3 separate regions of the Homo sapiens genome follow, and regions 2 and 3 are each linked to region 1. A link is a contact called in ENCODE Hi-C or POLR2A ChIA-PET data. All regions are on one chromosome and are shown on one strand. Each heading gives the region's core, a stretch centred on a gene start or an enhancer-like site at or near the end of the contact. The rest is flanking DNA. Distances are from core to core; before and after follow the strand shown. Region 1 holds the start of IP6K3 (inositol hexakisphosphate kinase 3). Region 2 holds the start of LEMD2 (LEM domain nuclear envelope protein 2). Region 3 holds the start of UQCC2 (ubiquinol-cytochrome c reductase complex assembly factor 2).

What was found. A loop is a pair of places that touch in the nucleus more often than their neighbours do. ChIA-PET counts read pairs that join two places held with the same protein, here RNA polymerase II (POLR2A). Pooled maps may share reads with other maps.
Region 2: a map of sigmoid colon shows a loop between it and region 1 (11-fold over the local background). The contact joins the promoter of LEMD2 here to the promoter of IP6K3 in region 1. A Hi-C loop is called at or near these places in 7 of 168 maps with a recorded cell type or tissue (A673, IMR-90, ascending aorta and 4 more), 1 of 37 single-sample maps with no recorded cell type and 15 of 50 pooled maps. POLR2A ChIA-PET finds 5 or more read pairs at or near these places in 9 of 52 experiments (A673, AG04449, AG04450 and 6 more).
Region 3: a map of heart right ventricle shows a loop between it and region 1 (11-fold over the local background). The contact joins the promoter of UQCC2 here to the promoter of IP6K3 in region 1. A Hi-C loop is called at or near these places in 24 of 168 maps with a recorded cell type or tissue (B cell, CD4-positive, alpha-beta T cell, CD4-positive, alpha-beta memory T cell and 15 more), 7 of 37 single-sample maps with no recorded cell type and 33 of 50 pooled maps. POLR2A ChIA-PET finds 5 or more read pairs at or near these places in 21 of 52 experiments (A673, CD4-positive, alpha-beta T cell, Caco-2 and 17 more).

What each region holds. Positions count from the first base shown.
Region 1 is chr6:33,744,719-33,749,323 of GRCh38, forward strand. It overlaps IP6K3 (inositol hexakisphosphate kinase 3), which reads right to left and starts at 2,187. Exons shown (of 6, transcript NM_054111.5): 1 at 2,040-2,187. RefSeq lists enhancers at 1-20, 21-913, 914-1,807.
Region 2 is chr6:33,786,847-33,791,451 of GRCh38, forward strand. It overlaps LEMD2 (LEM domain nuclear envelope protein 2), which reads right to left and starts at 2,284. Exons shown (of 9, transcript NM_181336.4): 1 at 1,535-2,284. The coding sequence starts at 2,270. It overlaps LOC105375024 (a long non-coding RNA gene), which reads left to right and starts at 2,532. Exons shown (of 3, transcript XR_926707.3): 1 at 2,532-4,605. RefSeq lists enhancers at 1,248-1,797, 2,410-2,499, 3,710-4,313 and silencers at 1,450-1,899, 1,940-2,319.
Region 3 is chr6:33,708,930-33,713,534 of GRCh38, forward strand. UQCC2 (ubiquinol-cytochrome c reductase complex assembly factor 2) reads right to left here and starts at 2,771. Exons shown (of 4, transcript NM_032340.4): 1 at 2,620-2,771. The coding sequence starts at 2,757. It overlaps LOC124901304 (a long non-coding RNA gene), which reads right to left and starts at 2,520. Exons shown (of 3, transcript XR_007059548.1): 1 at 2,379-2,520; 2 at 1,766-1,922; 3 at 650-834. RefSeq lists enhancers at 1,367-2,264, 2,291-2,340.

The DNA of each region.
Region 1 (4,605 bases), core at 937-3,436:
GAGAGCCTCGATGGCAGCTGAAGTTCTGCCTCCACCAGGCAGATGTTTTTGAAAAGCTCAGAAGCCATCATTGAGGTTGGATTCTCCCCATAACGTTCTATAACATCTCTTGCCCTCCCCTCCCACTGCTTAACCAGGGTCAGGGGCTGAAGGGGAGGGGGTGGGAATGGGCTGGGGGTGGTGGGGCACTTGAGAGCCCATCTGGGCAGAGCAGGATGGGGTCTCCAGCGATCTCCACCCCATCTGTCCATCCCGCCCAGGCTGTGGCACCCTGGTGGGTGGGTGAGGCCTCTCAGCTGCCAGCTGGGCCTCCCAGCCCCGGATGAGTTGCAGTAACTATTATTAAGGTAACACACTGCAACTGCAGCCCGCGGGCCAGCACGCGCTGCCACCCTGCGCCTCCCCAGCCAGTGCACGTGCTTTCTTCCCTGAAGGACCTGATGCTCATAAAGTTTATTGCTGTTCCCTGTGGCTGCTAGTGAACAAGAGAGCAACCATCCGGGTTTCTGCCTGGGAAGGATTTATTCAGGCTCTGTGGAGGGCAGGAGAAAGAAGGAGATGCCGCTGGCCAGGGGGTGGGCTTGGCCTGGCCTGTGACCCCCGGAAGCAGCAGAGGACAGGGAGGGCCCCAGAGGCCACAGGAGCATTGAGGGGCAGGGATGCAGGGAAGTGGCCCAGGAGGGGACAGGAGACCTGGTTCTGCCTCAGGCTCCCTGAGCCTGCCTCTCGGGGCCTCAGCTTCCCTATCTGTACTGAGAGCTGTCTGACCCTGCCATGTTCTTACCCTCCTATGGGACAACCCCCCCTTTGATTCAGCAAGGCAAAGTGGTGGGGAAAAATCACCATGGTGGGGGGTCGGGGGGCTGGCAGAGGCTCTTTCTAATTGAAAGAGATTTAAGAGACCTGCTGACCCAATGCCTTTTGACTGGATCCTTTTCTAACAAAACATTAACAGACATGTAGGGCCAGCTGGGGAAAGGAGACTGCAGACAGGATGCAGACGCTCATGGGTAGTTGTTCATTTGTTAGTGGACAGTGGGTTATGTGAGGACCTGCTGAGGACTTTGTGCAGGGGAGAGGCGTGCTGTGATGTCAGAACACTCTAGCTGTAGCGTATTCAATGAAACAAATACGACAAAACTCGGGCCACTGCTGAAATCAGGCGCAGGATGTACAAGTGTGCATGAGATCATTCCCTCTATTTGTATGCTTGAAGTTTTTCATAATAAAAGGTTAAAAAATAAATGGGTAGCTTTTTAAAAATGTAGAAGGCAGAGTCCCTCCCTATGGGATCAGAATTTCAGGGGAAGGGGCCTGGCATGGGGGGTTTAAGGCCCCCAAGGCAAGCTCAGTTCTCAGGTTCACTAGGGTACCTAGAAGAGTCATGGGTGGGGGCCAAGACTCCACCACTGCCCAGGGCATCAGGGACCACCGTTTGGTGGAGACATGTCTCCCACCCCCATGACCGCCATCCCGTGGTCTACCACCACCCTGCACCAGGCCCCAGGCAGCTGCTGTAGATGCTGATGTCATCCAGCCTGGTGCCGGCCTCCTGCCCCCTCCCGTGGAAAGCTGGGGCTGCTGGGCTAGGACATGCTGTTCCTGTGCCCAGGGGATGCTGCCCGCGTTTCTTGGACACCGGCCTCTGTTAAGGGTTAACGCAGCCCCCGGTACTTGCCCCTCCCCCCAGCTTCCTCTGTAGTCCCAGTCCACCCTGAAGTGAGAGGGCTCCAGGCACCCCTGGAAGGGGAGGGGTGGAATTCCCCTGGGAGAAGGGAGAGGGATGAAAGAGGAACAGATGCCAGAATTCCTATACACTGAACTGTCCCAACGCCCTACCCCACCCCCGCCACACACAGATGGACAGACCTCCACGAAGACGCTGGCACCTCCGTGGGGCAGACTCCTGGCCAGCCTGGAATGGAGACAAGACCCCAGGGTACAGACAGGCCCTGTGAACACGAGACCCTCTCTCCCCTCAGTCAGGCCCCGTCAAAGAGGCTGGCCCTGCCCATCCCTGCCTACAAGGCAGCACTCACCAGAGCTTCCTCCGAGATCGTGGGGAGTGTATGGAAGGCAGGGCCCAGGAATCTTGTCTCTCAGTGCCCACCATGTACAGGCATCAGGCAATGGCCCGTCCCAGCGTGGAGCATTTGCTGTTCACCAGAGCCCTGGTGCGGGAGGTCTGCCCGGGAGGGCCGGGCTGCCGTGGCCTGGGGAGGGAAGGGTCACCTGACCCTCTGGGGAAGGGCTGGTGGGGACTGGCATGTCCAGCTGTCAGCTGGGTGTTCTGCTGCTCTGGGGCAGGGCCAGAGGGGCTGGAAGGGAGGGGACAAAGAGGAGGAGAGAGAAGAGGGGAGGAGGAAAGGAGGACTGGTCTGAGGCAGGGGAGAGTTCAGCTCAGCTGCCCACGTAGATGTCAGGACCTGGGCACCAAGGGCCCATCACCCCAAGGCCCTGGTTATTTTTTGATTCCTAATTCAAAAGGAAAGGGGTGAGTCTCGGGTTGGGGGGTTCATGCTCTCCCTTCTGCTGGGCTTCTTGCCCCATCCTCTCTGCAAGAACCTCACTGCAGCTTACCCCATACTGTGGCTGCCAGAGAAGGAAAGTCAGGCGGCAAGACGTTCCATCAGTCAACAGTCAGTTAGACTGAGGACAATCAGGCCATCAACAAGCATTTTTTGAGACCCCCTGCTAGGGCTGACCAAGCACCCCCAGTGTCAGGGGATTACAGCTGGGGGGCTCAGCAAGTCAGAGGGCAACTCCAGGATAAGTGTCTGGTGAGAGAATAGAGGACTTTGCAGAGAGTGAGGAGGGCATCCTGGAGGAGCTGACCGGCTGAGAGCTGAAGGAGAAACAGGGTCATTTGGTTGAGTGGGGGAGGGTGGTGAGAAGGGGGCTCTAGCTACAGGAGAGGCTGTGCAGAGGCCCAGAGGCCCAGAGGCCCAGAGGCAGGTGGGAGCAGGGTCAGGGAGGTGGAAGCTGCAGGGAGTGGGACTGGGGAGAGATGGGGCAGGGACGAGGTGGCCTCACCAGCCTCTGTCCTCAGCCTCTGGGAGGAACTGAGGTGCTTTATGCCAGGAAGAGTCGGCTCAGGCTTGTGTTTAAAACTCTCAAAGGTGGGCAGACAGATGCTGTCCTCTGGGAGAGTCCTAGCCTGGTTGGGAGAGGGGGCAGTGTGGGGAAGGAGACGGCGAGTTCCTGAGATGTTCAGGAATCAGGCTGGTGGACCGGGAGAGAGGGGGTGGGAGCAAAGGACAGGGTTCATCAGGGGACAGGCTTCAGGTCCAAGTAACCCTGGACCAGTATTAGGAAGATCAAGCTACCCTGGACATCTGGCTGAAGTTCCCCTGGGCACTGGTGCCCCACCTGCCTTTCCTGGGCTGCTCCATATGTGGATGAGGGGCTCAGCCTCCTCTCTGGCCAGAGATGCTGCTTGCTCCACTCGGGCCCAGGTTGCCCACTGGTCTGGTTCAGCCTCTCTCGGACTCATCCCCCAGGACCCCCTTACCCATCTTCTGGTCCCTCCAGACCTGTTGGTGTAGTACTTACTCCATTTCCACATGTCCATGGAGAACATGTTCCAGGACGGCCCCTTCTCCCTCACCGCTCATTTCACAGAGGTAAGATGGGGCAGGTGGACTGAACCCATTCTCCTGGCCCTCACCCGCCAGCCATTGTCCATTCAGTGCCCTCTACGCCCACTTCAACGCTCAGCACAGCAGGAGCCGCTCAGCAGATGTGTTAGCGGCAAGAGAACAAGGGGTGGCTGGGCACGGTGGCTCACACCTGTAATCCTAACATTTTGAGAGGCAGAGGCAGAGGCAGGAGGAATGCTTGAGCTCAGAAGGCTGAGGCTGTGGTAAGCCATAATTGATCATGCCACTGCGCTCCAGCTGGGCGACACAGAGAGACCCTGTCTCCAAAAAAAAAAAAAAAAAAAAAAAAAGCCTCCCGTGATGGGGAGGCTGCAGCCTGTGTGGGGCTACCTACCTGCCCAGCTGCCTTCGGGTGGCTGAGCTCCTCTCCCATCTCCACTGTGTGGATGGACGTGGGCCTCCCCACACCCAGAGAGGGAAGAGCCCCACAGAAATAACAGGAATTCCTGGGGTGCCCTGAAGCCTGGTTTAAAGTGGGGTGGGGATCCGATCCTCCCCTCCCTGCCCCCTGACTCCCCCCTGCAGGGTGACTGACTGATCACATTTCACCAGGGAAGGCACATGGCCTCTTGTGTGCTCTGTCCCTCCCCCTGCCCAGCTGTGTGCTGGGCTCCGGTTACCTGGCCCTGGAAGAGGGTATGACCTCCTTTCCCCCCAGCCCTGCGCCACCTCTCCTCTCCCTATCAGGCTGGACTCACATCCCTATTCTGGGAATCCCAGAACCACCACAGGGATGAGCAGGAGGCCCTTCAGGTTCTAGAGGGGGAAGGACTTCCCACTTGAGCAAGATGGCCAGTGAGTGCCCTGGCCCCCAGGTCTCCAGGAGGGCCTGTCCACATTCCACCACCTGCTTTCTGCGTTTGTTTTGCTGCTGTTGTAAAGAGCAAGGTTCCATATTGACTTCTTATTCTTCTATTTATGTAACAACATTTTCGAGCCCTTAATA
Region 2 (4,605 bases), core at 1,034-3,533, 42 kb after region 1:
CAACATTTGGAGGGAGTAAAGCATTACCAAGCCAAGGGTGGGGATTAGAAAGATGTCATCTAAGGAAGGCACTTTTAAAATGCAGACAGCAAAATGTAAGGGTATCCAAATCCTGGATTAGGAATTACGATAGCTGGGTCCTTGTCCCAGCTGAAAATGATTAGCTCAAGTTTCTTGGGCAACTCAACCACTCTGAACCTCTGTCTCCTCGTCTGTAAAACGGGATCAAATGGGCCTTCCCTGCTTAACTCAGGGAGTTAGGCCCAAACAAAACAAAATATAGGAGTTTTGTAAACAATGATATGTTAAACAGAGATTAACACCGTAATGGGAGGGGAAGTCCAGGTAAATACCAGCATACATTCTAGCGCTGTTGTCTTAAAGCATCTCAGCAGTGAGTACCAGTGTGATACTGTTTGACATCACCAGTGTAGTTATAGTACCATGACACTCCCAGGTCTCCTTAATTTCTCTAGCAGGTCGACAAACTATTCACATAGTTGATAAATGCTCTCATAGTGGGGAAATCATTTGGGTGTTTGCACACGAGTCTGTTAATACCCTTGCCCACAGACTTGTACACTCCCAAACATCCATCTGCCACACCAGCTAAGACATACTTTAGCTTTTTCCTGTATTTTGGCAGTTCCTGCTAGGCATGAAAGGATGTGGCCTTGGCTGGAAGCTGGGAACAGTATTAGTCACATTCGTGCTTTGTAAAGAGTATTAAAAGTTGGTGAACTACAGTGGCCCTTTATACCTAAATGTATAATGAAATGATCTCTATGTTTCCTTTCAGAAAACACACAATCCTCAGCTATTCCGGATACATACTGTATCCTGCAGACCTCTCATTGGCATATCTAACCATGTAACTTAAATGTGGCCAGAAGGATGGCTGTGAGCATCCTTGAGTCGTAGTCTCTCTCTTAACACACTCCATGAGGGTGCTACAAGCAATGATAAGGGCCTCCAGTTGCGATCAGTTTAACCTGTCTGGCAAGCAAGGCTGGTAGATTCTCCTGTTGACAAAGCGGCGGCCCTGTGATTCAAAGAAGTGGAGAGTGGACTTTTTGGTGCTACAAAGGTGGGACCCCCAACCAGATCCTATCTGTGGGCCACTGAAATCTGGAGTGCCTTCAAACAGGCACTAAATGTGTAAGCCAGAGGTCAAAAGGGAAGAACCCAAACGGATGGGGTGAATCTGTTAGAGGGGGGTGTGGCTTCCTCTCCAGGGAGAAAACCAGAGGTTGGAGGAGCAGTGACTACAGCTTGTGATTGAAAGGGAGACGTTAGAAGGGAGGGCTGGGGCAGAAAAGGAGAACAGGAGAAAGTGAAGGCAGAAATTATTGCAGATGCAGGAGCCTTGGCCCTCTCTTCCCACAGCTGGAAGAAGGCAGGCCTGGAAATGAGAAGACAGTCAGAGGCAGCTGACAAGGCCGGAAGTGCGCGGCCTGGCGCCGACAGGAACGGGGGGTCCTCCGGCGGACACACGCGCGCCCAGGGCCCTCCCCTGCGCCGGCCCAGGACGTACTGTTGTCCTCCGCCTCCTGCGGCGCTGAGGGCTTGCCCATCTTCACCCAAAGGATGCCCAGGAAGACGAGCAGTAGCCCTAGGCTGGCCCAGAGCAGAAGCCGAGAGAGCCAGCGCTCCAGCCGGCGCCCCACCTCAGGCCGGGCCCTCGCCGCGCCAGCAGGGCCCGCTCGAGTCGCCCGCAGGCCCGGGCGCGGGTCGGGACCGAGGAGGGAGGAAGGCAGCCGCGCCGGGGCGGGAGACGCTGCCCACCAGCGGCGGGCCGCGAGACCCGGGCCCTGCGTGGCCCTGTCGGGCGTCCGGGCGTCCTCGTCCTCCTCGGAGCTGCCCCGGACCGAGGCGCGGCGCCTGAGTTGCGCCGGGCGGGCAGGATAGGCGAGGCCGCGGCTCCCTACCCAGGAAGCCGCGGAGGGCCGGATATCACCGTAGGCCCCAGGGGTCGCGTAGGCCGAGCCCGAGGCCGGCTGGGAGAGCCAGGGCTCCGCCCGCGGAGAGGCCGCGGCGGGCCGGGCGCGCAGCGGCGCATCCTCGCGTAACCGGGCCTCTTCCCGTAACCGCTCCTCGCCCCGCGGCCGGGCCTCCTCCCGCAGCCGCTCCTCGTCGCGCAGCCGGGCCTCGCCCCGCAGGCGGCGCAGCTTGTTGCGGTAGACATCCCGGGTGGTGTCGGTGATGGGTCCTGGCTGGAAGCCCAGGGCCTGCAGCTCCCGCCGCAGTTCCAGGTCCGACAGGCCGGCCATGGCCAGGACGCCGCCCCCCGCCCGCCCCTGGCGCGCACCGCACCCGGAACTGCTCCCTCCCGCAGGCGCGGCGGAGCGGGCGGGGCCACGCGCCATGATGGGAAGGTCGGTCGCCATGTTGGGAAGGTCTGCACTTGGCCTTTGGTCGGCCATGATGAGGCGGTCTGACGTGGCTCTTAGAGCCGCCATGGTGGGAAGGTCCAAGGGGGATTAAATTTTTTGTTTTGTTTTGTTTTGTTTTGTTTTTCTCTCTCTCTCCGCTCTCCCACTTCCCTTTGTTTGTTAGATCAAGCGGTATTAATCTCTGAGTCCTCCAACCCTAGCTCTGCCTCTGGCAGGTGGTAAGCGTTCAGTAAAGTCAGCGTTGATTTAATAGATGAATTGCTTAATGGTGAACGAAGCCACTGCCACGAATGGAGAGACAGGATGATTTGCCTCTCTGGGCTTGGGGACTGATGTGTGATCCGGTTTTATTTGGGTCTTAGAGTACACTCCAGGCATGCTCCAAGACCCTGTCCCGACTTCGGGCTTGTTAACTGGGCGACACTGAGCACCAAGTAGGTGCGATCCCTGCCTTAGGACAGACACTGGCCCCCAAGGAGCGCCAGCCTGGAGGAGACGCAGCATCCATGGTGGAGGCAGAGGAGCAAAATGCCCTTGGGTTCGAATGGGCAGTTGAGGCTTCTCTGCGGAGGGCCTGTGTCTGCGTAATGGGATTTTTACAAGGAGACATGGGAGAGAGAAGACTCCAGAGATACACGGTCTTGCAGCCTCACTGGTGGTTTAGGTTGTGGGCTTTGGAGCCAGACAGTTCGATTTCAAATCCCTACTCACAACTATTAGATGTGTGATCATATTCAATTAACATTGTTAGCCTATTTGCCAGTAAACCTCAATAGAGTTGCTGTGAGGATTAGAAGAGGTAGTTTGGCTAAGGTGCTTGGGACAGTGCCTGGCACACGTTCATGCGTGTTTATACTTAACCCACATCTTTGCAGTGTCAGTGCTGTGTAGAGCCTCCCACAGGGCAGGTGATTTGGTTACATGAAGGCTCTTAGCAGGAAACCCCTAAGGGAAGCAAGGGAATGTGGCAACTGGAAATAGAACCAGTTTATAATCTTCCTTCCACATCCCTCAACTCCCATTCCCAAACATTTATTGCCGGCCCAATGGGTTCCATCCATTTCTACCCCTGCCATTCCATTCTCCCCTTCCCCCAGGCCCCTCCTCCCTGGAACTGCCCCGTATCTGTCCCAACAGCCCCCTTGCCCATTCCCCACTTTATTCCCTCCCCTCCCTGACACCCTGGGCAATGCTATGCTCCTCTGTCTGGGTTTTGCATTCCTGCCACTTGCTCCACCTCAGGGGTATTCAACACTGGCCACAATTGCTGGGAAAATGACAGCCTCGGCTTGGTCAGCTTCCACTGTTAGCCTCCCCATCTCCCCTGACTTAGCTGCTCCCATGTGGTGTGATTTCTCTCACCAAGTGTTGTTTTCCTTTTCCCTGCATGTGTTTGCACAGAATGCCATGAATTTGATATAGTGATTGCCTAACACATATACCACATAATAGTATTTTATTTCTTTCTGAAGCACTGTTTGCATGACAAATGAGTTGGTAACATTTGTGCAACTCCTTGCAGCTGTGCGGTTCAATATATAAAGAATGAGCCTTTCGGCATCAGTACTGGCCCCATGTATTCTAAGAGGGCTTGAAACTAATGCTTAAACAAAGTTATCGTTACAGCATTTCACAGAGTTATGGTCTATTTTATAACAATGGATCTCAGGGCGATTTAAAAATATGGACTGAACTGGAGCCACCCCCAGTGGTGGCACGCAATGTGGGCTTTGTCAGCTTCCTTGTGTTTGGGGACACTGCTGCCGCTCCACACACGTAGGGTCAAGTGGCCCACAGCCCCTCCCCCAGAACCCTGTTGTCTTCCCTGTGGTGTAGAACCCACTGTGCTTGGAGTTGTGGCCTTTGGCCACCCATGGTCAGCCCTTTTACCTCCATTGTGGCTTCTGGCTGTGGATGGCCTTGTCTTGCAGGATCTTACAGGCAGGCCTTTGGATGTGCACCAAGGGGCACCCAGTGACCACTTAACTGCAAATTTGCTGATCAATGCTCCCCTTCCCCACCCCCTCTGAGAAGGAACCTCACAAGTTAGTCAGGCGTTCCTCCCAGTTTTTGGGCCTTTCCATTTCATCCTGAATTCCCAGCTCCAGTCACGTTCCTGCCCAGATTTATAGCCCCTCTTTGGTTTAGTGAAGTTGGCGTGTTGCTTTTTGCTTTCCTCCACACAACCATCCACATGCTGCCCTCCACTTGG
Region 3 (4,605 bases), core at 1,521-4,020, 35 kb before region 1:
TGGTTCACTCTACCAGGAATGCATTCATCAGCTGCTACAGAATCACTAACACAGCCATGAGTTGCATCTGCAGCTGGGACTCAAACCTGTGTGGGCCTTTGACTGATCAGAAACGATTGCCCTAGGTGATGACAACTCCGAAAGAGAAAACTCTTTCCTCCTTTGCTGGCTCCTCTTACACTAACAATCAAGCAAGTGAATGTTACGCTCTCTCACCTCCCCAAGGATGGAGCCGCTGACTGCTCAACTGTAAGCTCCTCAGTGGTGAAGGCCAGGTTATGGCCTTCCTCCATAGATCCTGCAATTTCCCAAACATGGTAAGCTCTCAAATCAATTCTCACCACTCAGGACACACAAATATTCCTTTCTCACTCTTCACAACTTCTCTTCATCTAGTTCTGCTACATCTGAAACTATATTCAAATTATCTTTGTCTCATGAGCCACAACCAATTATTTACTTATCCATTCAGACATTTACTGAGTGTTTTTTTATGGGCCAAGAACTAGCTAGACACTCGTAGGGGAGAGAGGGAAAGATAAAAATGGCATCATCTCTATTTTCAGGAAGCTCATACTAAAAATATGCAGGGAGTACAGCTTTAGAAAGTTCACGGGTTTGTAGAATTGGGACTAGATAAGATTCTTGCCTTAAAGATCTTTACACTTTGGGCCAGTGAAGACCACCATGAATAATGTGAGGGCCCTGGGTATCGTATAACCTGGGCCAGACACTCCCCAGGCTGCCAGCCAATCAGCAGTACAGTCACAATGATGCCACTGGGCGTGCTCCTGCTCCTTTAGGTGGGCTGGCTTGGCTCTGTTTCGGGCTAAGCTGAAAAAAAAAAAACCCATGTTCCTTCTGTAACAAGTCTTGGCCAAGTTTCACAAGTCATTTCTTCAGACTGTGTGTATATGCATCTCATTATCTCATTTCATTTCTGGTCTCTTGCCCGAGCCCCAGGCTCAAATATAGCACTGCCTACTTGACATTGCCACTTGGAAATCAGTGTACTTGGCATCTCAGGTTTAACCTGCTTAACACCGAACTCGAGATATTCTTCCTACACTTCACCTATTCCTACCTCAGTAAATGGCACCATCTTAGACCTAGATGCCCAGGCCAAAAAATATCTAGGTGCTATCTTTGGTTCCTCTCTTTTCCTTTATCCCACATCCCATATATCAGCAAGTCCTGCTGACTCAACCTGCGCATAACCTGAATCCAACCACTTCCATCTTCTGTGCTGCCGTCCTCATCCAACCCCCCACCATCTGTCGCTTATAGTACCATAATCGGCTTCTCTCCAGCCTCTTTTTTTGTTATTGCCCCCTATAGCCCACTCACCACATACAACCAGAATAGTCTTTTAAAAAGTAAATTAGGGCACATCAGTCCCCTCACTAAACATCCCCAGTGACTTCTCACTGGCCTTATAATGAGGTCTAAAGCTAATCAGAACAGATAATATCCTACTGTGCCTGGCTCCGGACCTTCACCTTAGCAAACTCCACCTTACTTACTACCCTGCAGCCATTCTGGCTTTCTTTCTGTCCTCAAACATGTCAATCTGCCTCCTGCCTCTGGACATGTGCAGTGTCTGGAATGTCCTTCCCGCCAAGTGTACATGGCTGGCTCATCCTCTTGCCTTAGGTCTCACCTATGTGTCATCTCCTCAGAAAGGCCCCACTAATAACATTACCCTTTTATCACGCTACCCTATTTTCTATCGATCACAGTACTTATCTGTCTTACGTACACTTACCTGCTTATTGTGTCCTGAACTACAATGTAAAACTTCATGCGGGCAGGACTTCACCTGTTTAACACTGCTGTTTCCCTAGCACCGTTCCAGGCATATGGTAGGTGCTCAATAAATACGAGCTATATGAATGAATGAATCCCAGAGCTGCAGCGCCAACCTGGAGGAAAGCAAGAACATAGGCCTACTACTCACACACAGCTGCGTGAGCTGAGGACCCAAACCTGCTGCACAGGCTTACAGGGGCTCAGGAAGAACGCAAACGCTTAGCGGGGACCTGCAGAGTTAACTGGGGATTAGCTCAGTCAATACACAACACTGCGAAATAATGAGGTAATGCTACCGTGACAAGGAAGCAAAAAGCTGAGGCTGTCACCAGCTGCCACTGGTGGTGTGGGTCTCAACTCTCTCTGCACCTTGAATCACCTGGAGAGCTTTTAAAACTCTGAGGTCAAGACCCCACCCCTAGAGATTCTGCATTTGAAGTTTTTGTTTGTTTTTTGATTTGTAGAGACGGAGTCCCACTATGTTGCCCAGGAGGTCATCCTGGGCTCAAGCGATCCTCCCGCCTCGGCCTCTCAAAGAGTGCTGGAATTATAGGTGTGAACCGCCGCACCCGGCCCATCTGGAGTTTAAAAAAAGCTTCTTCGGCAATTCCAAGGTGCAGCCGGGGGAGAGCGCTGAATACAACGGGCGTCGCTATCAGTAGCTCCCTGGGGGAAAAAGGGGGTCCGCGCTCACGTGCTGCCTGGAAAGAGGGCGCGCGCATGCGCAGATCCCCCTGCTAGCGCGCTCGTTGGCCCCGCCCCTGCCTCGTCCTTTCCTCCCCTCGTCCCAGCCGCCTCCCCGCCGGTCACCTGGGTATTCTCTCCCTCCCGAAAGGCCTGTGCTACCCGCTGTCGCAGGTAAGCGCCCAAGTCCCGGCCCCGTTTGGTCTCGTCCACTGGCCATTCCTCACAGAGCTTAAGAAAACGCCGGTACCGGCTGGCCGCCATCTTGGGCCCCGCGTGTTCCCGCCTTAGCGGGAGGAGTCGGCGCCGACGAATGGCGCTTGCGCACTAAGCCTCGCCGCCTGCCTTAGGAGTGGAGCGGGAGGCCGGAGTGGGCATGCGCGACTTTGTAGGCGCACCGCTACTCTCCGTGTAGGGGCGCTGCTCGCCTTTCTCTGCAAGCCGAGCTAATTCAGTCTTCGTCCTCCTGGAACCGGCCCAGCTCCCAGGGGCAAGGCGGACGTGGAGTACCCCAGAGACAGCTTTGCGTCTCTTTTTCAATGACTGCACAAGCTTGAGACTAAAAAACCCTCCCCCGAGGCCTCCGCTGTTTTGCATAAACCAATATATTTGCATGTAAATACAGGTTACTGGATGAAAATATGTTTGAACGTTGTTCGTGGGTGCCCCCGTACCTGTCACTATCCCTTGGTACTCGGCCTCAATTCCTTCTTTAGTGCTTCCTAGTTCTTGTTCTTCTCTGCCCAGTCCCTGTTAGTATCCCTTCTGTTCCCCCCTTCCTACCCCTCATAAGCCAGACATTTTTCTCTGGGAGGCGCAGGTTTTCTAGCATGAGCAATGCCAACTGTGTTGATTCAGACTAGAAAAACTTTTTTTTTCTTTACAATTTATTATTTTGTATTGTGGTAAAATACACATAACAAAATTTACTATCTTAACCATTTTTTTTAGACAAGGTCTTGCTATGTGGCCCATGCTGGTCTCAAACTCCTGGGCTCAAGTGATCCTCCCACCTTGGCCTCCCAAAGTGCTGGGATTACAGGTGTGAGCCACCACACCTGGCCTTAACCTTTTATTTATTTATTTATTTATTTTGAGATGGAGTCTTGCTCTGTGGCTCTGTCGCCCAGGCTGGTGTTCAGTGAATGGCGCAACCTCCGCCTCCCGGGTTCAAGTGATTCTCCTGCCTCAGCCTCCCAAGTAGCTGGGACTACAGGCGCCCGCCATCATGCCTGGCTATGTTTTGTATTTTTAGTAGGGACAGGGTTTTACCATGTTGGCCAGGCTGATCTCGAACTCCTGACCTCAGGCGATCCACCTGCCTCGGCCTCCCAAAATGCTGGGATTACAGGCGTGAGCCACGGTGCCCAGCCAGCCATTTTTAAGTGTACAGTTCATGGGTATGAAATAGCACTGAATAATGTTGTGCAGCCATCGCACCATCTCCGTAACTCTTGTAAAACTGAAACTCCATACTCATTAAACAATAAATCCCCATTTCCCCCTCTCCCCCCAGCCCCTGGCAACGACCATTCTATTTTGTCTGTATGATTTTGACTACTCTAGGTACCTCATGTAAGTGGAATCCTGCAGTATTTTTGCAACTGGCTTATTTTGCTTAGCATAATATTTTCACTTCAAGGTTCATTCATTTTGTAGCATATGTCAGAATTTCCTTCCTTTTTAAGGCTGAGTAATATTCCGTTGCATGTATATACCACATTTTGTTTACACATCCATTGATAGACACTTAGGTTGCCTCCATGTTTTAGCTCTTGTGAATAATGCTGCTATGAACATGGATGTACAGACATCTCAAGACCTTGCTTTCAATTCTTTTGGTATATACCCAGAAGCGGAATTGCTGGATCATATGGTAATTCTATTTTAAGTTTTTTGAGGAACTGCCATACTGTCTTCCACAGCAGCTGCACCATTTTGCACTCCCACCACCGGTGCACAAGGGTTCCAATTTCTCCACATCCTTACCAACATTTGTTATTTTCTGGTTTTTTGATAGTAACCATCATAATGGGTGAGGGCTGTATCTCAATGTAGCTTTGACTTGCATTTGTCTAATGATTAGTGATATTGAGTATCTTTTTATGTGCT